Regions from separate parts of the Homo sapiens genome. Here regions 1, 2, 3, 5 and 6 are each linked to region 4. A link is an interaction called in ENCODE POLR2A ChIA-PET data of the cell type or tissue named here. Cell type or tissue: Caco-2. All regions are shown on one strand.

Region 1 (5,000 bases), 210 kb after region 4:
TAAAAAACCCAAAAACCAAACCATAACAAAAAAAACCTGGAAATTGAACTTGGGCCCAGGATGGAAACTGACTACCTGAAGAGGTGCTTTGGAAATTGCCTGGCCCAGGCACTTGCACTTGACATGCATGGGGTATATTCTTCCACGTACAATTACATATATGCATTCATATGATTATGTACAGTAGTAGTAGATTATTAAATGTTGAAGAGCACTAACACACCATGTACATAATGGAACTGTATTTAATATTTATTTTTGGTAGTGATATGGCACATGAAAATAATTTGTTTTCTCATGTAGAAAATTCAGGGAATGGCTTAAATAGAATTTCAGCTTTGGGGGCTCATAATTGAGTGAGAGGCTTCTTCCTTGATTCCCCTGAGAAGGAAGAAATCTTCATTTTTGGTTTGCAAGACCATGAAAACAGTAAGTACAACAAATGAAATACTTTACACTCAAGGAAACATGTTTTAAAAAACAGAGAAGATATAGAAAAGAAGTATAAGTAATATATTCAAAGAGAGACTAAACGATATTTTATTAATTTTAAAAGCCATAGATTATAAAAATAAAAGTTTGCCCTATGAAAATAGAAAGAAAATCCTTAAGATAGTAGGTGAAGAACAGAATGGATAATGCCAGAAAAATTTTGACCCGAGAGACCTAAATAAGTAATTCTCCCAAAATACAGTAAAAGGGGAATAATGACAAAGAATATAAAAGAGATACGGAGGATACATATACAGAAATTTCAATATGCATCCAAGTTATAGAAATATTAAATGGAGTAGAGTACAATCAATAATAATTATAACAACAATAAATGAGAAATTTTCAGGATTTAGCTAAAACATAAATCTTCATCTAAACTTCAGAGTGGAAAAACACATAATACTCAAAGGAAATACAATTATATTGACTTCCAATTTCTCATCACCAACACTAGGAAGAAGAAAATTTAAAAGAAAAATCTTTGTCACCTTGGGTAAGCAAAGAGTTCTTGGACATAAGACCAACACCAAAGGACAAACTAATAAGGTAGATATTATGAAAATTAAAAACTTTACTTCTTCAAAAGACCATTAAAAGATTGGAAGGCTAGCCATAGTCTGGAAGAAAATAATTGCACATCATATAGTTAATAAGTTTGTATCTAGAATACATAAAGAACTCTCATAACTCAATTTTAAAGAGTAAACAATAGGCAAAAAGATTTGAACAGATACTTCCCCAGGGAAGATACTCAGATAGAAAATAGGCACCTGAAATTAACATCACTAGTCATTAGAGAAATGCAAATTAAAACCACAACCAAATACCAATACACAATGATTAGAATAGCTAAAATAAAAAGACTTTACAATACCACATACTGGCAAGGAGGAGGAATAACTAAAAATTTCTTATTGTTTAAATGCAGAGTGGTACCATGGGGCTGGAGCCTACTAGTCTAATGAGGTTTTAGCTTAATAAAAGTGTTTAATTTTCATTCAATTAATGTGGGATAAAGTTTTACAGTCCTTATTTTTCAGGAATTAAGTATGATATACTTGCTTAAGACTTTGAGGGTTGTTGTTCTGGCTAACCTAAATTCCTGATCCAATGCTAAAAATATTCGTGCAAGGGGGAAAGAAAAGATTGATAATATCCTAAGTGGAGATAGAAAGGCTATTTTGTTTGTATTCTTCACCTGGCATTTTGTTTTTATGTTGTTGGTTGTTGGCAATATTTTAAGTGGTGTAGAGTAAATCAGTCAGACATAAAAATATAAACTAAGTAAAGCTATGATAGCTACAAATGTTGGTATAATAAACTATTGTTCTTTGACATGAATAATAATTCATTTAGGTAAAAATCTGGTAAGTGATGGTAGACTTCCTAAGGAAAATAAGGTAACTGAAATTGTGGTTGCTTAGGGTGATAATTGATTTCATGTGTATGATGATGATAATGCTGTGGTACATATATTTAATAATAATTGCCTTCTGGGAGCACAGCTTAAATTTCTCATTTGCTTTACATCCTGCTGCTCATTTGAAATTTTCATTGGTTCACAGATATTTTAAGTAGCAAACACAGCTCTGAGGGCAGAAAATGAGACAGTTATTGCCTTGAATTATACTTCTGATGGTGCGAAGAGTAGCTCTTTCCCCCCGCCATCATACTTACTGTGATCTCTGTGGCTCCTGTAATTTTTTTTTCCTTTCCATAAACCAGAAATACATCATCAGAACAATTTATGGCTAGGCATGCCTGTAATCCCAGCACTCTGGGAGGCTGAGGTGGATGGATCACCTGAGGTCAGGAGTTCGAGACCAGCCTGGCCAACATGGCAAAACACTGTCTCTACTAAAATACCAAAAGATTAGCCAGGTCTGGTGGTGTGCGCCTGTACTCCCAGCCACTTAGGAGGCTGAGGCAGGAGAATCGCTTGAACCTGGGAGGCGGAGGTTGCAGTGAGCCGAGATCATGCCATTGCACTCCAGCCTGGGTGACAGAGGGAGACTCCGTCTCAAAAGAAGAAAAAAAAAAGAAAAATTTATTATTGAAATACTCAGTCAGCACCTGCAGCCCTCCCTACCAAGATGGCTTTGTGGCAGGCCAGGTCTCACTAATGCAGGCCTCCATAACAACTGTTTCAGAGTGGTTAACTATTAAAAGCCAGTGCTCTTATACACAGGTTGGAATGTAACAAAAGCCCAGCAAGAGTTTTGCCTAGGCCTTTCCCGAACCTTAAAGCATGATTAAACATGTCTATTGGAAGTCTGAAGGAACTCCCCAAACCTTTGTGATTTAGCAGGAGACAAGATAAGGGTAATCACCCCAGCATCTAGACTCATTTAGATTAAGCAAATTTACTGAGGCTCCAGAGGAAGGTCATCAGGACTCAGACCTTAGTTATAGATTAAAAGAAGTTAATCACTTATGTCTTTAGATGAATGCACATTTACATGTAGACATATAGCTTAGAAGGTCTATGAACTCTGGAAAACTTTGTAATTTTGAGTTGGTCTGGCGAAAATTTCTGGGCCTTTTCCTTATAATTGGTTACAGAGATAAAAACTCTCTTCCTCCCCAGTACATTATCATCTTGTTATTGGGCCATGAGAAATAGCAGCCTGACCCTCAGTTCGGTCCAGATACTCAGCTTGGTCTCTGTTGTGCCTGGATCACAGTTCAAATTCTTCTCGTATCACATTTTGTTGTCTCATCATTCCCCGACTCTGCTTTCTTTCCAAGGTGTTAATTCCTAAAAACATTTATTTTTTAGGAATAAATGCCACTTTGTTTTAGCATCTGCTTCTGAAAAATCCAATCTGCGACAATCCTCTTCAGATGGGTTGAAGCAGAAGGAACAAGCCATGCTCACAGGGAGCAGGGTTCTCCCTCTCCCTGTGAGTCACAGTTACTTTACAATTCACTATGCTTCATCCTTGCCCCAGAGCCTTCTGAAAATAATAAACTCTCATTAACCCAGAGAAATGACAATGTTGCATCAATTATCTCTGTGAGGATTCCACAGAGCCTGAAGCCTTACATTTTCTACCAAGGGCATGAAAGAATTTTAGCTGCTGCTCAACTTCGGAAAGGGAAATGCCTTGAAAGTAAAATTGAAGGGGAGGTGGGATCCATTCAGACACTGAAATATTTCTCACATTCTAGGTTACTTAAACCTATTTTTCTAGTTTCTTCAGTAGAATTTTTAGTACACTTTGAAGTTGTTTTTGAAGTTTGAGTGCATACGAAAAACCATACAATTACATTGTTCTTTTCTACACCTTTCATAGATTGAACACACTCATGTAATTGTCATCCAGGTCAAGAAAAAACATTGCTGACACCCCCAATCCCATTTGTACATTCTTTCAGTTACCATCCTCCATCACATAACCAGTAGGTAAACATCTAACAATACCGTTTCCAGTGTACTTTGGAAATCCATATAAATAGAATTATAAAGGATATAATCCTCTCTGTTGGATTTTTTATTTTATATATTGTTTGTGAGATCCATGTATAATATTGTTGGCTGTGGTTGTAGTTTTTTCATTCTCATTACTATATTGCACTCCATTGTGTGAATAGACCACATTTCATTTATTCACTTTACTGCTGGTGTTTTCTAGTTTGGCGCTATTATAAATAAAACTGTTATGGCTATTTTGTACATGTCTTTTGATGTCTTGTGTATGGAATTGGTTCCTTCTGGTGGGTTCGTGGTCTCGCTGACCTCAAGAATGAAGCCACAGACCTTCACGGTAAATGTTACATCTCTTAAAGGTGGCATGGACCCAAAGAGTGAGCAGCAGCAAGATTTATTGTGAAGAGCGAAAGAACGAAGTTTCCACAGCATCGGAAGGGGACCCAAGCAGGTTGCCACTGCTGGCGGGTGGTGGCCAGCTTTTATTTCCTTATTTGTCCCCACCCATGTCCTGCTGATTGGTTCATTTTACAAACCTCTAGCTAGCTACAGAGCGCTGATTGGTGCGTTTTACAATCCTAGCTACAGAGCGCCGATTGGTGCGTTTTACAATCCTAGCTACAGAGTGCTGATTGGTGCATTTTACAATCCTCTTGTAAGACAGAAAAGTTCTCCAAATCCCTACTCACCCAGGATGTCCAGCTGGTTTCACCTCTCAGTATTAGTTATACTCCCTCAAGCCTGAGAAATCTATTTGCTCCACATCCTCACTGACACTTGGAATTTTCAGGTATTTTTCATTTTAGCCATTATAGTGGGATGTAGTTATATAACATTTGAGTTTTCTTTGATGATTAATGAAATTGAGCAATTTTCAAATGCTCTTTGGTTATTGGAAAATCACTTTTTGTGACATATCTGTTCAAGTATCTTGCCCAATTTTTTCTAAGTTGTTTATCTTTTTTTATTACCTGTAGGAATCATTTATATATTCTGCATATAAGCCCTTCATAGACATCTGAATTGCAAAACTTCTCCCCTTACGAGAGATACCTTTAAAGCTTTTTTAGTAGTG
Region 2 (5,000 bases), 51 kb before region 4:
ACCGTGTTAGCCAGGATGGTCTCGATCTCCTGACCTCGTGATCCGCCCACCTCGGCCTCCCAAAGTGCTGGGATTACAGGCGTAAGCCACCACGCCCGGCCAATGATACATTTTTGTTTCCACCATGCCTAAGCCCATAGGTTCTCAAATTTACTGCATACTGTTCAACTGCCGAATTCTGTGTCCTTCAACTCAGTGCACACTCCTGAGACCTGGGATATAGTTCAAAGGGCAGGTGCCACCAAGTTACAATTGAAACAGGGGTTTTTTCAGAGGATTAGGTGATATTAACACTTGCTTATAGTAATGGGGTATTATTGCTCAAGAGTGAAATGATCCCTTAACCCTCTCTCCTTCCCTTTTCTCTTAAGGAACTTGGCCTTTCTTTCAAGGATAAATTTCTTTCTTACCAGTCTCTGTGTGAGGCATCTCAGCAGAAGACATTTGCAAGGATGGATGGTTTTCTTCAGGCCCACAAATCACAGGTATAGGTGACCAGTCTTTACAGTCAGATGCTTTGGAGCAAGGCAGGCTTTATGGACAAGCTGGATCCACACTCATGTCATTATTGGAGAAGAGTGGGAAAAATTTAAGAGCTGGACTGGAAAAAAGGCTAAGATGGCTTTAAGACTTTTTTCTGGAAGATCTTAGAGAAATATGACCTCCAGCAGCAAAAGTATCAAGAAGTTGTGATGAAGTGAGTCGCCTCCACAATAACAGGAGGAAACCAGCTCAGTCCAGAAAAATGCTAAAGTCCTGGAGTCTTTAGATTTATAATGAAGGCTCTATCACCCTTAGACCCACCCCTCCTGGGGGGGACACCCCCCCACCCTTGTGAATTCTCAGTTAATCCCGTCTACCAGTCTCACCAAGGCCATTGTAATGCAAAAGTAGCTGCAGAGTAACCCAGACTAGGTGGGGAACTAGAAAACCGAGCAACAGAACCTGAAGACAAACCCAGCAACAAATACTTCTAGGTTCACCACGTTTCCAACTTTTAAATCAGGAATGATGATATTGTCATGTCTTTCAACATTACCCCATGCCCATCTTGTGTGTTTGGGTTTGTTTGTTTGTTTGAGGTGAGAGGGAGGTATGTTTTCCAAAGGAATAAAGTTTTTAGAGTTGGGTTCCAGCACTAACATTTATGGACATAAATAGTCTAAAGTAGCTGGGTGCTGTCGTTCACGCCTGTAATCCCAGCACTTTGGGAGGCCAAGGCGGGCGGATCACGAGGTCAGGAGATGGAGACCATCCTGGCTAACACGATGAAACCCCGTCTCTACTAAAAATACAAAAAATTAGCTGGGTGTGGTAGCACGGACCTGTAGTCCCAGCTACTCAGGAGGCTGAGGCAGGAAGATTGCTTGAACCCGGGAGGCAGAGGTTGCAGTGAGCTGAGATCATGCCACTGCACTCTAGCCTGGGGGACAGAGTGAGACTCCATCTCAAAAAAAAAAAAAAAAAAAGTCTAAAGTTTTCCATTTTCCTTTCTATTCCCAAACCTAACATTCAAGAAACCTGGCCAGGTGCGAAGGTTCACGCCTATAATCCCAGCACTTTGGGAGGCCGAGGTGGGCGAATAACTCTGAGGTCAGGAGTTCGAGATCAGCCTGGCCAACATGGTGAAACCCCGTCTCTACTAAAATATACAAAAAAATTAACCGGGCTGTAGTGGCACACGCCTGTAATCCCAGCTACTCGGCGGGGCTGAGGCAGGAAAGTCGCTTGAACCCAGGAGGCAGAGGTTGCAGTGAGCCGAGATTGTGCCACTGCACTCCAGTCTGGGTGACAGTGAGACCCTGTCTCGAAAAAAACAAAAAAAAAAGAAATAAAAGTAAGATTTCTTTCTCTTTTCCAATTTCCCAAACAGAAAGTAAACTCTTAGCAAATCGCAATTACGTAATTTTTGAAGACACAACTCTGACTCATTCTCCTCTGCACTCTGCTCCTGGGTCTGCACTGGGAGCAGCTGGCTTTGCTCCCACACAACCTGACTTTTGTTCACAATGCAAAGACTCCAACTGTTGAGAGTAGAAGTACTCCTGGGTGTGAAACAAGGAGATGAAATGCGGCATTTCTTTTTTTCTTCTCAGACCTCCACTCTGGAGAAGAGTCAGAATGGGGGCGTCGGGGAGGAGGTAAGTGGAACTAGATAGATCATGCTTCAAGGCAGGTAGTCCATGTCGAGGATGATTTCTTTAAAAAAGGGAAAAACTTGCCCTCCTGTCTCTCTTAATCAGCACAGTGTGTTAAGTGGGGGCTGTCAAGGCCACCAAGACTCACCGAGGCTGAGCTTGCCCGCAGCTGTCCAAAGGGCAGGTACCAGAAGCTTTGTTCTTTGCTGAAGGGGGACTTTGCATAAAAGCCTGAGCTGAATTCCCCCATCCCCCGCTCCCTGTCCCATTGCGTCTAGGGTAAGAGCCTCCGGAGTGAAAGACCAAAGGGAAGGGGGTTGGTGGCTGGAAGGCCAACTTACTATGTTCTTTGCCAAGGAAAGCAATTTGAATAAAGTTGAGGTTTAGGAACCTGTCTGACTTCAGATTTGTTGGACTAGGCTGGCATAAGGGCGTGTTAAAATGAGCTAACAATTTAGTAGAGTTGATCAAAATAAACCAAAAAAACAATTATAATGTTGTGTGATAAGTACTGAAAAAAGTGCACTGGATGCTAAGAGAGTACAAATAATGGAGGATGGGGTCGGGAAGGGATGGGCAGGGAAGACTGGACGATCTTCAGTGATCTGAGAAGGAAAAATGTGGAGAGAAGGGAATTGCAGAAAATTAACAGTTTGGGTAAAGGCATGAGAGAAAATGATGGGTTCCAATACTGTTGTTTAGCAGGACTCAAAGGCAGGGGTGCAACAGGAGGGAGTTGTGGCAGAGAACACGGCAACTAACACTTAGTGAGCAGATTACTATCAGAGCTGTGTGAACCAGAACGACTCCATCTTCAATAGGAGCTGGGTAAAATGAGGCTGAAACCTACTGGGCTGCATTCCCAGATGGTTAAGATGTTCTAAGTCATAGGATGAGATAGGAGGTCAGCACAAAATACAGGTCATAAAGACCTTGCTGATAAAACAGGTTGCAGTAAAGGAGCCAGCCAAAACCTACCAAAACCAAAATGGTGGCGAGAGTGACCTCTGGTAGTCCTCACTGCTACACTCCCATCAGCGCCATGACAGTTTAGGAATGCCAAGGCAACCTGGGGAAGTTACCCTATATGCTCCGAAAAGGGGAGGAATGAATAATCCACCCGTTGTTTAGCATATCATCAAGTAATAACCATAAAAATGGGCAACCAGACGACCAGGCTCATGCCTGTAATCCCAGCACTTTGGGAGGCCAAGGCGGGTGGATCACCTGAGGTCAGGAGTTCGAGACCAGCCTGACCAATATAATGGAACCCTGTCTCTACTAAAAATACAAAAATTAGCCGGGCGTGGTGGCGTATACCTGTAATCCCACCTACTTGGGAGGCTGAAGCAGGAGAATCGCTTGAACCTGGGAGGCAGAGGTTGCAGTGAGCCGAGATTGCACCCCTGCACTCCAGCCTGGGCAACAAGAGCAAAACTCCATCTCAAAAAAAAAAGGGGGAACCAGGTCAGGCACGGTGGCTCACGCCTGTAATCCCAGCACTTTGGGAGGCCGAGGTGGTGTATCACCTGAGGTCAGGAGTTCGAGAACAGCCTGACCAACATGGAGAAACCCGTCTCTACTAAAAATACAAAATTAGCCGGGCGTGATGGTGCATGCCTGTAATCTCTCAGCTACTTGAGAGGCTGAGTCAGGAGAATTGCTTGAATCCGGGAGGCAGAGGTTGGAGTGAGCTGAGATCACACCATTGCACCCCAGCCTAGACAACAAGAGCGAAACTCAGTCTTAAAAAAAAAAAAAAAAAGGGCAACCAGCAGCCCTCTGGGCTACTCTGTCTATGGAGTAGCCTTTCTTTTATTCCTTTACTTTCTTAATAAAGTTGCTTTCACTTTGCCTTGTGGACTTGCCCTGAATTATTTCTTGTGCTCAAGAACCCTCCTGGGGTCTGGATCAGGACCCTTTTCCTGTAACATTAATATGCATGAGGCACTGTCTTGTCCATATTGTAGCCATCTTAATTATATCTAGCCCAAGGCCTGATACCTGTGTATGTATATATTTGATCATCTTGGTTTATATAGAGATGGAGTGTCAAATTGGTCATTGGAAATTAGAGTCCAGAGACCTGAGAAGTAAGTAGGTGACCATAGGTAGAAAAGGACTGTAAGCTTTAAATTAAATCTCTTCTAATTAGTCTATATTCTCCTGATATTCCTTTTTTCTTTTTTTTTTTTTTTTTTGAGACGGAGTCTTGCTCTGTTGCCCAGGCTAGAGTGCAGTGGCACGATCTCAGCTCACTGCAACCTCTACCTCCCAGGTTCAAGTGATTCTCCTGCCTCAGCCTCCGGAGCAGCTGAGACTACAGGCATGCACCACCACGCCTGGCTAATTTTTGTATTTTTAGTAGAGACGGGGTTTCACCATGTTGGCCAGGATGGTCTCGATCTCTTGACCTTGTGATCTGCCAACCTCGGCCTCCCAAAGTGCTAGGATTACAGGTGTGAGCCACTGCACCCGGCCAGTCCAAAATCTTAAAGACATCTTTGTCAACTATGCCTTCAAAATATATCTAGAATTCAATGGCATCTTTCTTGTAATCGTATTGCTTTTGCATGCTTCTGTTTTCCACCATTGAGTGCGTTTTTGATCAGCACATGAACAAGGGCTTGGTGAACCAGCAGAGTGTCAAAAAATGATTATGCTTTTTAAAAACGTGCATTTCTTTATTTCTTTCATTACTGCTTGTGTCACAGGACTGCTGGGGTGGAGATTACCTGTTTCTCTTGCCAAAAGGGTAGGTTCACATTTGGCATGTGTGCCAACCGAAGCTGCAGTTGACCTTTCCTAAGTGCTATAATGAAGAATCAAATGGAGGATAGGGAGGGGGACACTGCATTAAGG
Region 3 (5,000 bases), 90 kb after region 4:
TCGCGGGGCAGGGCTCGGGACCTGCAGCCCGCCAAGCCTGAGCCTCCCACCTCTCCCCCGCCATGGGCTCCTGTGCGGCCGAGCCTCCCCGATGAGCGCCACCCCCTGCTCCAAGGCGCCCAGTCCCATCGACCACCCAAGGGCTGAGGAGTGCGGGCGCAAGGGCGCGGACTGGCAGGCAGCTCCACCTGCAGCCCCAGTGCAGTGATCCACTGGGTGAAGCCAGCTGGGCTCCTGAGTCTGGTGGGGCCGTGGAGAACCTTTATGTCTAGCTCAGGGATTGTAAATACACCAATAGGCACTCTGTATCTAGCTCAAGGTTTGTAAACACACCAATCAACACCCTGTGTCTAGCTCAGTTTGTGAATGCACCAATCGACACTCTGTATCTAGCTGCTCTGGTGGGGCCTTGGAGAACCTTTATGTGGATACTCTGTATCTAACTGATCTGACGGGGACGTGGAGAACCTTTATGTCTAGCTCAAGGTTTGTAAACGCACCAATCAGCGCACTGTCAAAACAGACCACTCGGCTCTACCAATCAGCAGGACGTGGGTGGGGCCAGATAAGAGAATAAAAGCAGGCTGCCCGAGCTAGCAGTTGCAACCGGTTGCGAGTTGCTTTCTGTGCTGTGCAAGCTTTGTTCTTTCGCTGTTTGGGTCCACGGTTCTTTTATGAGCTGTGATACCGCGGAAGTCTGTAGCTTCACTCCTGAAGCTAGCAAGACCACAAGCTCGCCGAGAGAAACGAGTAACTCTAGACGTGCCATCTTAAAAGCTGTAACACCGCGAGGGTACGTGGTTTCATTCTTGAAGTCAGTGAGACCAAGAACCTATCAATTCTGGACACACGATCTCGGCTCATTGCAATCTCTGCCTTTGGGTTCAAGTGATTCTCCTGCTTCAGCCTCCTGAGTAGCTAGGATTACAGGCTAGTGCCACCACACTAAGCTAATTTTTGTATTTTTAGCAGAGATGGGGTTTCATCATGTTGGGCAGCCTGGTCTTAAGCTCCTGACTTCAGGTGATCCACCTGCCACACACTTCCAAAGTGCTGGGATTACAGGTGTGAGCCACTGTGCCTGGCCTCTTACTGGTTTCTTTGCTTGATAATATGTTGCAAATATATAACATTATTCACATAGAAATCTTTTTCTGAAGGCGTAAATACTGACATATTGGGGAGGTTTCTTTTTCTTCTTGGTTTTTATTTTATCTTAGAGGTAGGGTCTTTGTCACTCAGGCTGGAGCACCGTGGCTTGATTATAGCTCACTGCAGCCCTGATCTCTAAGGCTCAGGTGATTCTCCCACCTCAGCCCCTCAAGTAGTTGGGACTACAGGTACATGCTACCATACCTGGCTAATTTTTGTTTGTTTGTTTGTTTGTTTTTTTTTTTTTGGTAGAGAGAAGGTCTCACTATGTTGCCCAGGCCTCAAGTAATCCTCCTGCCTTTGCCCCACAAAGTGCTGGGATTACAGGTGTGAGGCATTGTGGCCAGCCAATAAGTTTTAAGTGGAAGAGAGTGGTTGTCTTTTAATGTTATAGCTGGAGTGATTTGGTGATTTCCTGGCACACAGGTTTTTAAAAGCATGTACACAATAGGGTTTGTTTTCTTGCTACTACTGGAATCCTCCTGCCACAATGTACGTAAATCCAGGCTAATCCGCTAGAGGATGACCAAAGAGAGACGTGAATCAGCCAGCCCCACCCAGCCCACCAGCTTATTGCAGAGTGAGCTCAGCTGAGATGGAACCGATCCGATCCAATCCAAACCAGAATCACCCAGTGGTGTTCAGCCCAAATTGCTGACTCTCGGGAACTATGAACTAATTGAATAGCTGTGTATTTTAAGTTTTAAGTTAATTGATTATACAGCAAAACCTAACTGATGCCCTGTCCTGATTCCAAACACTGGGTACTCATGTTAAAAGAGCATCACCGGCCAGGCATGCTGGTTTACATCTGTAATCCTAGCACTTTGGGAGACCAAGGCAAGAGGATCACCTGAGCCCAGGTGTTCGAGATCAGCCTGGGAAATAACATAGCGAGACCCTGTCTCTACAAAAAAAATTTAAAAGATCCCCAGGTGTAATGACGTGTATCTATAGTCCCAGTTACTCGGGAGGCTGAGGTGGGAGGATCACTTGATCCCAGGAGGTCAAGGCTACAGTGAGTGAAGGTCGAGACACTGCACTTCAGTCTGGGCAACAGACTGATATCCTGTCTCAAAAACAAAAAATGGCCAGGCATTGTGGCTCACACCTGTAATCCCAGCACTTTGGGTGGCTGAGGTGGGCGGATCACCTGAGGTTGGGAGTTCAAGACCAGTCTGACCAACATGGAGAAACCCTGTCTCTACTAAAAATACAAAATTAGACAGTCGTGGTGGCGCATGCCTGTAGTCCCAGCTACTCGGGATGCTGAGGCAGGAGAATTGCTTAAACCCGGGAGGTGGAGGTTGCAGTGAGCCAAGATTTAGCCACTGCACTCACTCCAGCCTAGGTGACCAGAGAAAGACTCCATCTCAAAAAAAAAAAATATTTCTGTTTCTCACTCAGCCAGTTTCCATCTCAGCTGGGCCAGCTGCACTCCACCTGGTCCTCAAGCTAATAGATTTCACTTCCCTGAAGGCCCACAAAATCTTTTTTTTCTCTTTTTTTTTTCGTTGACACAGAATCTCACTCTGTCACCCAGGCTGGAGTGAAGTGGTACGATTACGGCTCACTGCAATCCCTGCCTCCCAAATTCCAGTGATTCTCGTGCCTCAGCCTCCTGAGTAGCCGAAATTACAGACGTGTGCCACCATGCTTGGCTAATTTTTTGGATTTTTAGTAGAGATGGGGTTTCACTATGTTGGCCAGGCTAGTCTTGAACTCCTGGCCTGAAGCAATCCGCCCACCTCAGCCTCCCAAAGTGCTGAGATTATAGGCACGAGCCACTACACCTGGCCACAAAATTCTTTAAAGAAGCCAATCCCATCCTCCCTCAAGAGCCAAGGGGCCACCTCACCCTCTTGTTACAGCAGATCCTGCCTCCCACAGTCACCCTGCTCCCAAGTGCAACCTCTGTCTGACCCTGCATGGTGTGCGGTGCCCTCCTGCCTCAGGCCGTGAGTACATGCAGCTGAACTGCTGTCAGTCTTATCTGTCCAGTGTCGGGTGTTGTGTGTCCAGCCACCCATAACCCTGGGTTGGGACTCCCTCCCTCACCAACCGGGGGAAGAAGTAGTGAGCAAACCATCTACCAATTCTTATCTAGATTTATCCTCTTCAGCTGTAGCTTTTGCAATACTCTGGTCATACTCAAAGCATTCTGCTGGGATGTCACCTGAGCTGGGCCTACATGCAATTCTGCTTTTCTTCTGAGAAAATAATTTGTCATTCTTTCTGCTTTTATAATTTGTTCTATTTTAAATTATTTTTCTCATTTTTGCCTTTGCTCCTTTCTTCTCAGCATTGTATACTCAAAGGAATACCCTCATACTCTACATTTTAATCCAAGACAGAGGAAAGCAACAGGGAGAACCCCTGAGGCAGGGGCAGAGGGAGGTTCAGGGAACTGTAAATGGGAGGTAGACAAGAGACCAAACAGGACTTTAAGTTGTTTCAGCAAGTATACAGCTTAGAAAGGATCTCATTGGTCTGGGTCCTAAAATATCTCAAAGGATGGCTGCTAACTCAAAACTTTTTTTTTTTTGAGACTGAGTCTTGCTCTGTCACCCAGGGTGGAGTGCAGTGGCACGATCTCGGCTCACTGTAAGCTCCGCCTCCCGGGTTCAAGCAATTTTCCTGCCTCAGCCTCCTGAGTAGCTGGGACTACAGGCATGCACCACCACACCTGGCTAATTTTTGTATTTTTAGTAGAAACGGGGTTTCACCATGTTGGCCAGGATGGTCTCGATCTCTTGACCTCGTGATCCGCCCACCTCAGCTTCCCAAAGTGCTGGGATTATAGGCATGAGCCACCGTGCCCAGCTCAAAACTTTTTTCTCACTACTCTACAATTAAATCTCAGTTGAACTCTGGGAAGATTCTGGAATACCTAGGTTCTTTCTTTCTCAGTGTCTATTTCACCAGTAGTTGTAACCATCCTTCAACCAAACATCTCCATTTGAGTAGCATAGGCTATAATGGATTTTCTCTATTTAAGATTACTCAGCAGTGGCCGGGCACGTGGTGGCTCACAACGGTAACCCCAGGACTTTGGGAGGCTGTATTAGTCCGTTTTCATACTGCTGATAAAGACATACCTGAGACTGGGCAATTTACAAATGAAAGAGGCTTTTTTTTTTTTTTTTTTGGAGATGGAGTTTTGCTCTTGTTGCCCAGGCTGGAGTGCAACGGCAGGAGGTCAGGAGTTCGAGACAAGCCTGGCCAGTATGATGAAACCCTGTCACTACTAAAAATACAAAAATTAGCTGGGCATGGTGGCACATGCCTGTAGTCCCAGCTGCTCGGGAGGCTGAGGCAGGAGAATCGCTTGAACCCGCGAGGCAGAGGTAGTAGTGAGCTGAGATTGCACCACTATACTCCAGCCTGGGTGGCAGAGTGAGACCCTGTCTAGAAAAAAAAAAAAAAAAAAAAAAAAAAGACAATCAGACCTGCAACCATGAACTGTTTTTCATGTATTTCTCGATTTCCTTGTTTGTGTTTCCTTATTTCTGAACATGATGTATGTTTTAAATTGAAAGCTTTAGCTCACTGCAGAGTCTCCTAAGTCACATCTCTTCCTTTGCAAGAGTAGGCGAAGAAGGATCTAAGGGCTTGGCTTGTTTGAAAGAACCACACCCCGAAAGTAACATCTTTGGAGAAAGTGATACAAGAGCTTCTGCACCCACCTGATAGAGGAAGTCCAAAGGGTGTGCGCACACACAATGGTGCCTGAAGAAGAGCCTCAAGACCGAGGTAAGCACTCATCTTCTCAGTTCTAGGGAAGGTAGTAGGAGCAGGATGGAGTGGGAAACAGGCATTGAGGTGATAGGGATGACTTTGGAAGAAGA
Region 4 (5,000 bases):
AGATGTCCTTCAGTAGGTGAAGGGATAAACTGTGGTGCATCCAAATAATGGAATATTATCCAGTGATAAAAAGAAATGAGCCACGAAAAGACATGCAGGGACCTTCAATGAATATCACTAAGTGAAATAAGCCAATCTGAAAAGGCTACATAATGTATGACTCCAACTGTATGACATTCTGGAAAAGGCAAAACTATGCAAAAAGACAGCAAAAAGATCAGTGATTGCCAGGGGTTGGAGGAGTAGGGAAGGGAGGTGGAACATGGGATCTTTTTTTTTTTTTTCTTTTGAGACAGAGTTTCGCTCTTGTTGCCCAGGCTGGAGTGCAATGGTGCAATCTCGGCTCACTGTAACCTCTGCCTCCTGGGTTCAGTCAATTCTCCTGCCTCAGCCTCCTGAGTAATTGGGATTACAAGCATGCACCACTACGCCCGGCTAATTTTATATTTTTAGTAGAGATGGGGTTTCACCATGTTGGTTGGGCTGGTGTCGAACTCCTGACCTCGTGATCTGCCCACCTTGGCCTCCCAAAGTTCTGGGATTACAGGCGTTAGCCACTGCACCCAGCCTGGAACATGGGATTTTTAGGGCAGTAAAGCTGTTCCGTATGATATCATACATTTATCAAACCTATAGAATATACAACACAAAGAATGAACTTGAATATAAACTATGGACTTTATGTAATAATAATATATCAATATTAGCCCATCAATTATTAACATGACAGATGTGGCTCGGCGAGCTGGCTCACGCCTGTAATCCTAGCACTTTGGAAGGCCAAGTCAGGCAGATCTTCTGAGGTCAGGAGTTCAACACCAGCCTGGCCAACATGGCAAAACCCCGTCTCTACTAAAAATACAAAAATTAGCCGGGCATGGTGATGGGTGCCTGTAATCCCAGCTGCTTGGGAGGCTGAGGCAGGAGAATCGCTTAAACGTGGGAGGTGGAGGTTGCAGTGAGCCGAGATCATGGCACTGAACTCCAGCCTGGGTGACAGAGTGCAAGAAAAAAATAATAACAATAAATAATAATGATAATAATATAAGAGATGTATCACACTAATGCAAATGTTAGTATTAGGGGTGTTAAGGGAGTACATGGGAACTCTGTGTACTTTCTGCTCAATTTTTCTGTAAACCTAAAACTGCCCACCCCCAATAAATCCTATTAATTAAAAAACAAAGCGAAACACTTGTTTATATGTCTCTCTCCATCCGCTTCACCACCATGAGAACTTAAAGGGAGGAACATGTTTTTTATCTTTATGTTCCCGGCCTCTGGGATGAAAGAGAAAGGGAACACTATTTTTAGTGCATTACCCTAGCATCATCGCCGACTTAGCGCATCTAAAATAAAAGTCTTGATTTGACCCTCAGGTCTCTGTCTGCTTTCCTGACTGAGGTAAATGGCAACTCCAGTTCTCCAGTTGCTCCAGCCAAAACCTTTAGGATCATTCTTGACTCCTTTTTTTCTTTTGTGCTCAACGTCTAGACCGCCAGTAGGTTGCACCTTGAAAATATATTTCAAATCCAACAGCAACCCACTCTATGCTCCTATCCCTACCCTCTGTCTAAGTTTGTTCATGCTGCTATAACAAAACAACACAGGCAAGGCGCAGTGCCTCACGCCCGTAATCCCAGCACCTTGGGAGGCCCAGGTGGGCGGATCACCTGAGGTTAGGAGTTTGAGACCAGCCTGACCAACATGGTGAAACCCTGTCTCTACTAAAAATACAAAAATTAGCTGGGTGTGGGTGTGGTGGCGGGTGCCTGTAGTCCCAGCTACTCTGGAGGCTGAGGCAGGAGAATCGCTTGAACCCAGGAGGCGGAGGTTGCAGTGAGCCGAAATCACGCCATTGCACTCCAGACTAGGCGACAAGAGCGAAATTCTGTCTCAAAAAAACAAAAACAAAAACAAAAACAAAACTGAGTAATCTATAAACAGTAGAAATGTATTTCTCACAGTTCTGAATGCTGGGAAGTTCAAGGTACCCGCAGGTTTGATGTTTGGTGAGGGCAGCTCTCTGCTTCTAAGATGGCGACTGTTGCTCCGTCCTCATTAGGGGGACGAGTGATGTGTCCTCACATGGTGGAAGGCAGAAGGGCAAAAAAAAAAAAAAAAAAAAAAAAAAGGAGCAAACTCTCTGAAGTCCCCCCACCGCACTTTTTTTTTTTTTTTTTGAGACAGGGTCTGGCTCTGTCTCCCAGGCTGGAGTTCAGTGGTGCAATCATAGCTCACTGCAGGCTTGACCTCCCGGGCTCAAGTGATCCTCCCACCTCAGCCACCCGAGTAGCTGGGACTACAAGTGCAAACCACCATGCCTCACTAATTTTTTGTATTTTTTTTTTTTTTTTTTTTTTTTTTTTTGTAGAGACAGGGTCTCCTTGTGTCGCCCAGGCTGGTCCAAAAGGGGGAAATAAGAACTCCTGGACTCAAGCGATCCTCCCGCCTTGACCTCCAAAAGTGCTGAGATTACAGGCATGAGCCATCGAGCCTGGCCTCCGAAGCCCCTTCTGTATGGGTATTACTCCCTCCATGGAGGCAGAGCCCTCATGACTCAGTCACTTCCCAAAAGGTCCTGCCTCTTAATATCACTACAATTAGGATTAAGTTTCTGCATTAATTTTGGAGGGAACACACATTTAAACCACAGCACCCTCCTTCAGCATCTTCTCCATTCAACAGCACATACTTTTTTAAAAACACGAATCAACTGATGTCATGCTTCTGCTCAAAAAACTAAAATGGCTTCGTAGCTTCCTGGCTGTCTGTCACATTCGGAATATAAACCAGAACGTTCATGACTGCTTACAGCGTCCTGCATGAGCAGACTCCTAGCTGTCTTCAACATCATTTCTCCTGCCACTCTGCCCCCGCTTCACTCCACTCCTGCCAAATCCGCCTTTTGACACCCTGCCAAGCACGAGTCCTCCTTTTGGTGTCTGCGTTTGAAATGCCTTCTGTTTGAAATGCTGTTTTCAGATACTCCCAAGGTTGACTTTCTCGTGTGATTCAGGTTTCTGTGCAAGTATCATCTCTACTGAGAGAGGAACCCTAACCACTCTATCTTAATCTTCCCCAGCCCCAACCCTTTATCGCCTTACCTTGATATTTTCTTCTTCAAAATGCTCCCTTATTACTTGACAGTATATATTTATTGTCTGCTAAGGCTGCCATAACAAAATACCACAAACAGGTGGCTTAAACAACAGGAATTTGTTTTCTCAAAGTTCTAGATGCTGGACATCCAAGATCAAGGTGCCAGCAGGCTTAGTTTCTCCTGAGACCTCTCCCTTCAGTAGCAGATGGCTGTCTTCTCAGTGTCTTCACATGGCCTTTTCTCTATTCACAGGCCTAATGCCTCTTCCTCTTCTCATAAGGACACCTGTCCTATTGGACTAGAGCCCCACCCTAGTGACTTCATGTAATCTTAATTACCTCCTTAAAGGCTCCATCTCCAAATACAGTTCCATTCTAAGTTACTAGGGGTTAGGGCTTCAACATATGAATTTTAGGACACAATTTAGTCCATAACACTTTGCCCTCTGGCCCCCCAAAATGTATGTCCTCACATCCAAAATACATTTATCTCTATCCCTGTAGGCCCTAAAGTCTTAACCCATTCCAGCATGAGTTCCAAATCCAAAATTTCATCTGAATATCATCTAAATTTGGTATGGGTGAGAAAAGAGGTATGATTAATCCTGAGGCAAATTTTTTTCCAAACTGAGCCTGGGAAACCAGACAAGTTATGTGCTTTCATAATATAATTGTGGGACAGGCATAGGCTAGACATTCCCATTGCAAAAGGGGGAAATGGGGGAAATAAGAAAGAAGAAAGGGGTACCTGGTCTTCCAAGTTCAAAATTCTAGTAAGGCAAATTCCATTTTTTAAAAAAAATTGTGGACCGGGCACGTTGGCTCACACCTGTAATCCCAGCACTTTGGGAGGCCGAGGCAGGTGGATCGCAAGGTCAGGAGTTCAAGACCAGCCTGGCCAATATGGTGAAACCCTGTCTCTACTAAAAATGCAGAAATTAACCAGGCATGGTGGCAGGCGCCTGTAGTCCCAGCTACTCTGGAGGCTGAGGCAGGAGAATCACTTGAACGTGGGAGGTGGAGGTTGCAGTAAGCCAAGATCTCGGCACTGCACTCCTGCATGGGTGACAGAGCGAGATTCTGTCTCGAAAAAAAAAAATTGTGGTAAAAACACATAACAACAACAAAAAAGGTAGGCTGGGCATGGTGGCTCACACCTATAATCCCAGCACTTTGGGAGGCCGAGGTGGGTGGATCATCTGAGGTCAGGAATTCAAGACCAGACTGACCAATATGGTAAAACCCCACCTCTACTAAAAACACAACAATTAACCAGGCGTGGTGGCGTGCACCTGTAGTCCCAGCTATTTGGGAGGCTGAGACAGGAGAATTGCTTGAACGCAGGAGGTGGAGGTTGCAGTGAGCCAAGACTGTGCTACTGCACTCTAGCCTGGACAACAGAGTGAGACTCCATCTCGAAAAAAATAAAAATAAAAAATTAGCCAGTCGTGGTGGTGTATGCCAGTAATCCCAGCCAGAGTGAGACTTCATCTCAAAAAAAAAAAAAGAAGAAAAATGGTTACCATGTGAACCATCTTTTTTTTTTTTTTTTTTGAGACGAAGTTTCACTCTTGTTGCCCAAGTTGGAGTGCAATGGTGCAAGCTCGGCTGACTGCAACCTCCGCCCCCAGGTTCAAGAGATTCTCTTGCCTCAGCCTCCAAAGTAGCTGGGATTACAGGCTTGCGCCACTATGGCTGGCTAGTTTTGTATTTTTAGTAGAGATGTTGTTTCTCCATGTTGGTCAGGCTGGTCTTGAACTCCCAACTTCAGGTGATCCTCCTGCCTTGGCCTCCCAAAGATTACAAGTGTGAGCCACTGCGCCTGGCCCATGTTAACCATCTTTTATTACTTTATCTTACATTTATTTTATTACAGTTTTTAAAATATCTTTTCAGCT
Region 5 (5,000 bases), 130 kb before region 4:
TTGAGATTACGAGTTCAAAGACCAGCTTGGTCAACATGGTGAAACCCTGTCTCTACTAAAAATACAAAAATTAGCTGGGTGTGGTGGCAGGCACCTGTAGTCCCAGCTACTCGGGAGTCTAAGGCAGGAGAATCGCTTAAACCCAGGAGGTGGAGGTTGCAGTGAGCCGAGATCGCACCATTGCACTCCAGCCTGGGAGACAGAGTGAGACTCCGTCTCAAAAGCAAAACAAAACAAACAAAAAACAACGTGATTTATATATCATGGCGTTGTATTTATGTATTATGTAGTTTTTTTTCTTTTGACACAGGGTCTCACCCTGTTGCCCAGACTGGAGTGTAGCAGAGCGATCACGGCTTCACTGCAGCCTCAGACTCCTGGGTTGAAACAACCCTCCCACCTTCCTGAATACCAGCTATTGTCCCAGCTTCCTGAATACCTGGGACAATAGTTGGGACTATGGGCACAACTGTCTTGGGACTAAATTTGTATTTTATTTTATTTTATTTTTATTTTTTAGAGACGGAGTTTCGCTCTTATTGCCCAGGCTGGAGTGCAGTGGCGCGATCTAGGTTTACTGCAACCTACGCCTCCCGGGTTCAATCGATTATCCTGCCTCAGACTCCGGAGTCGCTGGGATTGCAGGCATGCACAACCACTCCTGGCTAATTTTTTTTTTTTTTTTTTTTTTTTTTGAGACGGAATCTTGCTCTGTTGCCCAGGCTGGAGTGCAGTGGCACCATCTCGGCTCACTGCAGCCTCCGCCTCCCGGGTTCAACCGATTCTCCTGCCTCACCCTCCCAAGCAGCTGGGACTACAGGCGCGTGCCAGCACGCCCAGATAATTTTTTTTTGTATTTTTAGTGGAGACGGGGTTTCACCATATTGGCCAGGCTGGTCTCAAACTTCTGACCTCGTAATCCACCCGCCTCAGCCTCCCAAAGTGCTGGGATTACAAGCGTGAGCCACGGTGCCTGGCGGCTAATTTTGTGTTTTTAGTAGAGATGGGGTTTCTCCATGTTGGTCAGGCTGTTTTGGAATTCCCGACCTCAGGTGATCGGCCCGCCTTGGCCTCCGAAAGTGCTGAGATTACAGGCGTGAGCCACCGCGGCCAGCCTGTATTTTATTTTTTGTAGAATCAGTGTTGCGCTAGGTTGCTCAGGCTGGCCTCTAACATCTAGGCTCAAGGGATCCTTCCTGCCTCTGCCTTCAGAGTAGCTAGAATTACAGACACACATCACCATGCCCAGCTTTGTTTGCTTGTTTTGAGATAGGATTGGCTGGTTTTGAACTCATGGACTCAAGCTATCCTCCTGCCTCAGCCTTCCAAAGCGGTAGGATTACAGGTGTGGACCACCGCTCCCAGCCTGTATTTTATTTTTTATGCACTTGGTAGTGCCCCTTCATGACACTTAACATAAACTTTCAGCCAGGAACAGTGGTTCCCACCTGTAATCTTTGCCCAGGTGGGAGGATTGCTTGAGCCTACAAGTTTGAGACTAGCTTGGGCAATATAGTGAGACGCCAATCTCTATCTTTAAAAAACTAAAACATTAGTCCGGGCGCAGTGGCTCACGCCTATAATTTCAGTACTTTGGAGGCCGAGGCGGGTGGATCACCTGTGAGGTCAGGAGTTTGAGACCAGCCTGGCCAACAAGATGAAACCCCGTCTCTACTAAAAATACAAAAATTAGCCAGGCGTGGTGGTGGGCATCTGTAATCCCAGCTACTCGGGAGGCTGAGGCAGGAGAATCACTGGAATCCAGGAGGTGGAAGTTGCTGTGAGCCGAGATCGCACCATTGCACTCTAGCCTGGGTGACAGAGCAAGACTCTGTCTCAAAAAAAAAATTTTTTTTCTAATAAATTTTAAAAAAACAAAACATTAAATAGGCTGGGCCTGGTGGCTCAAGCCTCTAATCTCAGCACTTTGGGAGGCTGAGATGGAAGGATCACTTGAGCTCAAGAACTCGAGTCCAGCCTGGACGATGTATCAAGACCTCATCTCTACAAATAATGTTAAAAATTATTAGTGCAGCATAAGTGGCATAGGCTTGTGGTCCCAGCTACTTGTGAGGCTGATATGGTTTGGCTCCGTTTCCCCACACAAACATCATCCCAAATTGTAACCCCCACCTGTTAAGGGAGGGTCCTGGTGGGAAGTGATTGGATCATTTGGACAGTTTCCTCCATGCTGTTCTAGTGATAATGAGTGAGTTCTAACAAGATCTGATGGTTCGGCTGGGCGCGGTGGCTCAAGCCTGTAATCCCAGCACTTTGGGAGGCCGAGGCGGGTGGATCATGAGGCCAGGAGATCGAGACCATCCTGGCTAACACGGTGAAACCCCGTCTCTACTAAAAATACAAAAAATTAGCCGGGCGTGATGGCGGGCACCTGTGGTCCCAGCTACTCGGGAGGCTGAGGCAGGAGAATGGCGTGAACCCGGGAGGCAGAGCTTGCATTGAGCCGAGATCGCGCCACTGCACTCCAGCCTGGGCGACAGAGCAAGACTCCGTCTCAAAAAAAAAAAGAAAAGAAAAAAAAAAAGATCTGATAGTTGAAAGGTGTGTGGTGGTCTCCCCCCTGCCCTCTGCCACCTCTCCTGCTGCAATGTAAGACGTGCCCTGCTTCCCATTTCACCATGATTGTAAGTTTCCTGAGGCATCCCCACCCATGTGAAACTGTGAGTCAATTAAAGCTTTTTTTTTTTTTTTCCAGAGTCTCCCTCTGTCGCCCAGGCTGGAGCGGAGTGGCGTGATCTCGGCTCACTGCAACCTCCGCCCCCGGGTTTAAGCAATTCTCCTGCCTCAGCCTCCAGAGGAGCTGTGATTACACATGCTTGCCACCACGCCCGGCTAATTTTTGTATTTTCAGTAGAGATGGGGTTTCACCACGTTAGCCAGGCTGGTCTCGAACTCCTGACCTCGTGATCAGCCCAACTCGGCCTCCCGAATTGCTAGGATTATAGGCGTGAGCCACCACACCCTACCAAGCTTTTTCCTTTATAAATTACCCAGTCACAGGTAGTTATTATTTTTTTTTTTTTGAGACAGAGTCTTGCTCTGTTGCCCAGGCTGGAGTGCCATGGTGTGATCTCAGCTACTGCAACCTCGGCTTCCTAGATTCAAGCCATTCTCCTGCCTCAGCTTCCCAAGTAGCTAGGATTACAAGCATGCGCCACCACGCCCAGCTAATTTTTGTATATTTAGTAGAGATGGAGTTTCATTCACCATGTTGGCCAGATTGGTGTTGAACTGACCTCAGGTGATCCACCCACCTTGACCTCCCAAACTGCTGGGATCATAGGCATGAGCCACTGCACTCAGCCTCACGTAGTTCTTTGTTGTTGTTGTTTTGTTGCTGTTGTTGTTTTTTCAGACGAAGTCTCACTCTTGTCCCCCAAGCTGGAGTACAATGGCGCGATCTCGGCTCACTGCAACCTCCGCCTCCCGGGTTCAAGCAATTCTCCTGCCTCAGCCTCCCGAGTAGCTGGGATTATAGGCGCCTGCCACCATGCCCGGCTAATTTTTGTATTTTAAGTAGAGACGGGGGTTTCACCATTTTGGCCAGGCTGGTCTCGAACTCCTGACCTCAGGTGATCCGCCCGCCTCGGCCTCCCAAAGTGCTGGGATTACAAGTGTGAGCCACCGTGCCCGGCCGGCCTCAGGTAGTTCTTTATAGCAGTGTGAAAATGGAGTAATAGAGAGCTGAGGCAGGAGGATCACCTGAGGCCAGGAGGTGAGGCTGCATGAGCTGTGACTGCACCACTGCACTCCAGCCTGGGTGACAAAGTGAGACCCTATCTCAAAAAAACAAAACAAAAGACATATTTATTTTAAAAATAAATAAATAAACTTTGTAGGACTTTGTTTAGACATGTTTACCATATGACATATGTGTCTTTAGAACAGCGTCCAGCATCTTGTAGAAGGACAATCATTACAAAGTTCAAGCACGTTCTGCTTTAAACACACCTATTGTGCCACACTAAAATCTGAATTTGTGAATAAATGAACTAAAACAATCATATTATAAAACTACACAGGACTTTAAAGCGTCATGTAGGATGTGACTTTTTTATTACAGGCTCCCATAATGTATTTAGAAATATGACTCAGGATCTATCCATGATAACAGTCAGTATAGGATAAACAAGTTAGTAATTTATGTTTAATAATGTATTCTATTTATTTTATTTTATTTTATTTTTTGAGCTGGAGTCTCACTCTGTTGCCCAGGCTGGAGTGCAGTGGCACGATCTCAGCTCACTGCAAGCTCCGCCTCCCGGATTCAAGCGATTCTCCTGCCTCAGCCTCCCGAGTAGCTGGGACTACAGGTGCGTGCCACCACGCCCAGCTAAATGTATTCTATTTATAATGGTTTATTCAGGGACTAATTCCACTAAAGTTATTATTCCTGCGCTGTTCTCCACATCTGTTTTCTTCACCCACACTTCATTAGGTAGATGGGTGATGATAGTGGTAATTTTTGTGTTTTTTTTTTTCTTTTTTCAGATGGAGTTTCGCTCTTGTTGCCAGGCTGGAGTACAGTGGCCTGATCTCGGCTCACTGCAACCTCTGCCTCCTGGGTTTAAGCAATTCTCCTGCCTTAGCTTCCTCCTGAGTAGCTTGGATTACAGGCATGCGTCACCATGCCCGGCTAATATTGTATTTTAATAGAGACGGGATTTCACCATGTTGGCCAGGCTGGTCTCGAAGTCCTGACCTCAAGTGATCCGCCCGCCTCATCCTCTCAAAGTGCTGGGGTTACAGGCATTAGCCCTCACGCCTGGCCAAATGCAGTCTTTTCACCACCTTTTTGGATCACAGAAAATGACCATGAAGCTATGGAAAAAAGGGAGAGTTGAATTTAAGATTAGCTGTCAGCCCATCTTTCATTAGCCATTTCTCTAATCCAGTCTTGAATTTTCCTCTTTCTAGTAATATGGAGGGTAGCACTATGTTCAAAGCGGCCACTGGGGATTTAGGTATTTTAATATCTG
Region 6 (5,000 bases), 160 kb after region 4:
TATTGTGAGAAGGCATTTCGCTCTTGTTGCCCAGGCTGGAGTGCAATGGCATGATCTCAACTCACCGCAACCTCCGCTTCCTGGGTTCAAGCGATTCTCCTGCCTCAGTCTCCCAAGTAGCTGGGATTACAGGCATGCACCACCACGCCTGGCTAATTTTTTTGTGTTTTTACTAGAGACAGGTTTTCTCCATGTTGATCAGGCTGGTCTCGAACTCCTGACCTCAGGTGATCCGCCCATCTCAGCCTCCCAAAATGCTGGGATTACAGGTGTGAACCACCACACCCGGACTTTTTTCTTTTTTTTTTTTTTTTGAGACAGAGTCTCTCTCTGTCGCTCAGGCTGGGGTGCAGTGGCACCATCTCAGCTCACTGCAACCTCTGCCTCCTGGGTTCAAGCAATCCTCCTGCATCAGCCTCCTGAGTAGCTGAGATTACAGGCATGTGCCACCATGCCCAGCTAATTTTTGTATTTTTATTAGACATGGGTTTTCACCATATTGGTCAGGCTGGTTCAGACTCCTGACCTAGTGATCCACCCACCTCAGCCCCCCAAAGTGCTGGGATTACAAGTGTGAACCACCATGCCCGGCAATTTTTGTTTCTTTTAAAATAAAACAATCTTTTCTCCTTATCCACTCCCACTGCTTCACTCGACTAGCCTAAAAATAAATAAGTAAATAAAATAAAACAAGCCAGGCTCAGTGGCATGCTATCAGCTACTCAGGAGGCTGAGGGGGAGGATCACTTGATGCCAGGAGCTCCACTCCATCCTGGGCAACATAGCAAGAAATTAAAATCTCTAAAAAATTAAAAATAAAGGGATTCATTTTTATGAAATGAAGGGACTCATATAGGTTCACGCCTATAATCCCAGCAATTTGGGAGGCCGAGGCGGGCAGTTCACTTGAGGTCAGGAGTTCGAGACCAGTCTGGGCAGCATGGTAAAACCCCATTTCTGAAAAAAAAAAAAAAAAATTTGCTGGGTGTGAACAAGTGGGCCTGTGGTAAGGCGGGAGCATTGCTTGAGCCTGGGAGGTGGAGGTTGCAGTAAGCCGAGATTGCACCTCTGCACTCCATCCAACTTGGGTGATAGAATGACGCCCTGTCTCAAAATAATAATAATAATAATAATAATAATAATAATAATAATAATAATAATAATAAATGAAAAAATTAAAATTACATAAAACAAAAAAGCAATGGAGCATAAACATCAGTACACCAGGGGTGGTTGCAGGATTGTTTTCTCAACATTTTATTCTCTCCTCAAAATGATATTGAGCACTTTAACTTTTATCGCAGTGGTTTCTGTGCTTTGTTTTTGAGTGGAATATTTGGAGCATGTGTCTTTAAATATTTGAATCTGTTGACTTTTGACGAGAGTTTTGACTGAAAACAGGCACCTGTTTCAACAGGAAAGGGGTATGTTCTGTTGTTTTTTCCCACTCTTCGTAGGTCAGAAAGCACTGTCAGTGATTGCATATGCCGAGATTTTCTCCTGGACCAAACTTTGGTGGGGCTCTTCTGAGCTTGCTTTTCTACTCAGCTTGACCTTGGGCTTCTGTGTTCAGTTCTGGCAAGAATTCCCAAACTTGATATAGGATCACTGTCATTAAGTGACCAAATTCCTCATCCTGCATTGCCCCCAGGTGATGTCTGATCACCTTGGCTTGTCTTCAGCAAGAATTCTAGTCTGAAAAAAAAAAAAAAGAAAGAATTCTGTTAGGTTGATTTAGCCAGAATCCCCCCTTACTCCTGATGTTTTTTTCGTAGTAATTTTCCATCAGAGATGAAAGTTTTCCGTCAGAGATTGGAAAATTACTGGTCTTTGGCACTTCATACTTTCATACCCATTTTTCCTTGTTGTATTTGGAATTAAGCCCACTCTAAACTAGGCCCCTTTTCCCCTATTGCAATCGCCCTGAATAAAATCTATTTTTACCACATCAGCTACTGTTTAGCTCTAGGTTTTCTTCAATACATGCAAACATAAATGCATTCCTTTAGGTCCGGGCACAGTGGCTGTGCACGCCCAGGCTGGGGTGCAGTGGCACCATCTCAGCTCACTGCAACCTCTGCCTCCTGGGTTCAAGCAATCCTCCTGCGTCAGCCTCCTGAGTAGCTGAGATTACAGGCACGTGCCACCATGCCCAGCTAATTTTTGTATTTTTCCTTTACATTACAGGCATGAGTCTGTAATCTCAGCACTTTGAAAGGCTGAGGCGGAAGGATCTCTTGCGCCCAGGAGTTTGAGACTAGCCTGGGCAACACAGGGACATCCCATCTCTACCGAAAAAAAAAAAAATTAGTCGGGTGTGGTGGCACGCCCTGTAGTCCTAGACTGGGACTACAGCCGCATCTGAGATGGGAGGATCACTTGAGCCTGGGAGTCGAAGGCTGCAGTGAGCTGTGATTGCGCCACTGCACTCTAGCCTAGAAAACAGAGCAAGACTCTGTCTAAAAAAAAAAAAAAAAAAAGTATATCACACAGACACACATATATACAAACACACATGCATACATATATACATATATATTCAAGTGGGTTTGATGGACAGATAGATTCTTTCTTCTCTCTTTTAATAACAAAAAGCATTAAATAACAAGAGTAGGGGCAATTCTTTCTGATCAAAAATTTATCACTGCAATCATTATTACCCTGTTGCGATAATGTAAAATTTATCTTTCTGAGATAGTGAAACTTACTTGAGAATTGTTTTAGCCACAAACTATTTCCTCCTCCTCCTCCATTTTTTTTGAGACAGAGTCTCACTCTGTTGCCCAGGCTGGAGTGCAGTGGCTTGATCTGGGCTCACTGCAACCTCTGCCTCACGAGTTCAAGCGATTCTCGAACCTCAGCCTCCCGAGTAGCTGGAATTACAGGCGTGACACCACACCCGGCTAATTATTGTATTTTTAGTAAAGACAGGGTTTCGCCTTGCTGGCCAGGCTGGTCTCGAACTCCTGACCTGAAGTGATCCACCAGCCTCGGAGTCCCAAAGTGCTGGGATTACAGCTGTGAGCCACCGGGCCCGGCCCTATTTTCATCTTTCAAAAAGTAAATAATATACAATAATTATATGGTAAGTGATATGGGAGCTTTAGGCTCCTCATGGGGTAATTGTTCAAGGTCTCCTGGAACAATAGTAATTAAAACAATATCAGTTGTGAAAGAGAATATGATAACTACCGCAGGTGTAAACAGAAATGAGAAAATTAAATTCTTCCGGAAAGATGATTTAAAAAAAGAAAAATGCAAATTAAAGACTGAGTCCAACTAAATAAAAGAAGAGGTAGGACGCAGTGGCTCACGCTTCTAATCCCAGCACTTTGGGAGGCCAAGGGGGATGGGTTACCTGAGGCCAGGATTTCAAGACTAGCCTGACCAACACGCTGAAACCCTGCCTCTACTAAACATACAAAAATTAGCCAGGCGTGTTGGCGGGCGCCTGTAGTCTCAGCTACTGGGGAGGCTGAGGCAGGAGAATCGCTTGAACTCGGGAGGTAGAGGTTGCAGTGAGCCGAGATGGCGCCATTGCACTCCAGCCTGGGTGACAGCAAGACTCCGTCTCAAAAAAAAAGAAAAAAAAGAAGAAGAAGAAGGTCTGCTTATCTTGATATGGTTATTCAGAGATAGTAGTATTTTGACAGAGGGAGATGTCAGGGAATTTTATCTAGAGCAAAGGCAGGAAACAGATGGCAGAAACTGAGAGGGACTGGAGGAGTTTGAGCAATTTCTGTGTTGTGGTTGGCTCTACTAATTCTATTGTTTTTCTGCCCTCTGCTGACTTAAATGGGGAAAAGCAAATCTATGAAAACCCTTACGTCTGGGGGATTGAAGGACCCATTAAGAACCTGATAAAACATGTAGACACTCCCCCAGAAAATAATGCACATAAACACAAAATGTTTTGCATATAATTTCAGTGGCTGCATGGATAAACTATGGGACGATGAAAGGCACACTCCTCTTGAGTCAGGTATTTTTACTTTTGTCTCTGTTTATGATTTTGTGTGTGTGAGTACACACGAACTCTTTTGCAGTATTCAATTCCTTTTAAGTAACCTATTTCCCACTCCAGCTTTTTCTATTTCCATGTATCTATGGCAGGTTTGTTACGACAATTGCCCTTTAACCTATTCCCTACACTGCAGCTGTGGTGGTTCTTTGAAAACCCGATTCTGGACCAGGTGCTGTGGTGCACGCCCAGCACTTTGGGAGGCCCAGGCAGGAGGACTGCTTGAGCCCAGGAGTTCAGATCAGCCTGGGCAACATAACGAGACCTCGCCTTTACTAAAACAATTAAAAAAATAAAATAAGCTTGTACAGTGTTGAGCACCTATAGTCCCAACTACTTGGGAGGCGGAGGAGGAGAGAAAAATCACTTGAGCCTAGGAGTTTGAGCTTATGATGAGCTTTCATTGCACCACTGCACTCCAGCCTGGTGACAGAGTAAGACCTTGTCTCAAAAAATAAAACATAAATTAAAAAAACCCCAATTCTAGTCATGTTACTTCCCTGTGGTACTGAATTATTTTTTGCCTTAGGGAAGACAACCCCCTGATTTTCCTTAGAACATTTATTTCACTTTTTTTTTTTTTTTTTGAGATGGAGTCTTGCTCTGTCACCCAGGCTGGAGTGCAGTGGTGCGGTCTCGGCTCACTACAAGCTCTGCCTCCTGGGTTCACGCCATTCTCCTGCCTCATCCTCCCGAGTAGCTGGGACCACAGGCGCCCGCCACCACGCCCAGCTAATTTTTTGTATTTTTAGTAGAGACCGGGTTTCACCGTGTTAGCCAGGATGGTCTCGATCTCCTGACCTCGTGATCCGCCCGCCTCGGCCTCCCAAAGTGCTGGGATTATAGGCGTGAGCCACCGCGCCCGGCCACTTATTTCACTTTTGTTTGCCTTACTGCAATTAATTGTTTAATTAAAAAAACAAACAAACAAACAAAAAAACCCCATACACACTCAAAAGCATTTCCTGGAAGAGAATTG

Evidence for each region. ChIA-PET counts read pairs that join two places held together with the same protein. Peaks named below come from ENCODE experiments on the same cell type or tissue, not always from the same donor. Only the 100,000 strongest peaks of a DNase experiment are listed, where the experiment ranks them.
Region 1: POLR2A ChIA-PET joins it to region 4 with 20 read pairs; 2 of 35 experiments call an interaction of 5 or more read pairs at or near these places.
Region 2: POLR2A ChIA-PET joins it to region 4 with 13 read pairs; 8 of 35 experiments call an interaction of 5 or more read pairs at or near these places.
Region 3: POLR2A ChIA-PET joins it to region 4 with 10 read pairs; 2 of 35 experiments call an interaction of 5 or more read pairs at or near these places.
Region 5: POLR2A ChIA-PET joins it to region 4 with 10 read pairs; 3 of 35 experiments call an interaction of 5 or more read pairs at or near these places.
Region 6: POLR2A ChIA-PET joins it to region 4 with 13 read pairs; 2 of 35 experiments call an interaction of 5 or more read pairs at or near these places.

Annotation. Positions count from the first base shown.
Region 1 is chr12:7,623,084-7,628,083 of GRCh38, reverse strand. No RefSeq gene overlaps it. Among named protein-coding and RNA genes, the nearest start is that of APOBEC1, 40 kb to the left of the region's middle. In Caco-2, no CTCF peak of the experiment used is centred here; a DNase peak (open chromatin) is centred at 2,654.
Region 2 is chr12:7,888,137-7,893,136 of GRCh38, reverse strand. It overlaps a transcript of SLC2A14 not described here and the pseudogene NANOGP1. Among named protein-coding and RNA genes, the nearest start is that of SLC2A14, 18 kb to the right of the region's middle. RefSeq lists a silencer at 1,930-2,224. In Caco-2, no CTCF peak of the experiment used is centred here; DNase peaks (open chromatin) are centred at 1,976 and 2,376; H3K4me3 peaks cover 1,385 bases.
Region 3 is chr12:7,747,223-7,752,222 of GRCh38, reverse strand. It overlaps CLEC4C (C-type lectin domain family 4 member C), which reads left to right and starts at 4,848. Exons shown (of 6, transcript NM_001371390.1): 1 at 4,848-4,905. The coding sequence starts at 4,875. RefSeq lists enhancers at 2,533-2,612, 2,793-2,972, 2,993-3,072. In Caco-2, no CTCF peak of the experiment used is centred here; a DNase peak (open chromatin) is centred at 3,112.
Region 4 is chr12:7,837,295-7,842,294 of GRCh38, reverse strand. The region is part of intron 2 of SLC2A14 (solute carrier family 2 member 14); the gene reads left to right. Among named protein-coding and RNA genes, the nearest start is that of SLC2A14, 33 kb to the left of the region's middle. RefSeq lists enhancers at 1-25, 2,295-2,968. In Caco-2, no CTCF peak of the experiment used is centred here; DNase peaks (open chromatin) are centred at 2,254 and 2,894; H3K4me3 peaks cover 1,492 bases.
Region 5 is chr12:7,964,521-7,969,520 of GRCh38, reverse strand. It overlaps LOC124902871 (a long non-coding RNA gene), which reads left to right and starts at 2,500. Exons shown (of 2, transcript XR_007063198.1): 1 at 2,500-4,334; 2 at 4,513-5,000. RefSeq lists enhancers at 170-882, 883-1,595. In Caco-2, no CTCF peak of the experiment used is centred here; DNase peaks (open chromatin) are centred at 350, 690 and 2,760; H3K4me3 peaks cover 1,656 bases.
Region 6 is chr12:7,676,310-7,681,309 of GRCh38, reverse strand. No RefSeq gene overlaps it. Among named protein-coding and RNA genes, the nearest start is that of APOBEC1, 13 kb to the right of the region's middle. RefSeq lists an enhancer at 3,798-3,867. In Caco-2, CTCF peaks have their summits at 2,122, 2,330 and 3,792 (motif pointing left); DNase peaks (open chromatin) are centred at 2,379, 3,393 and 3,719.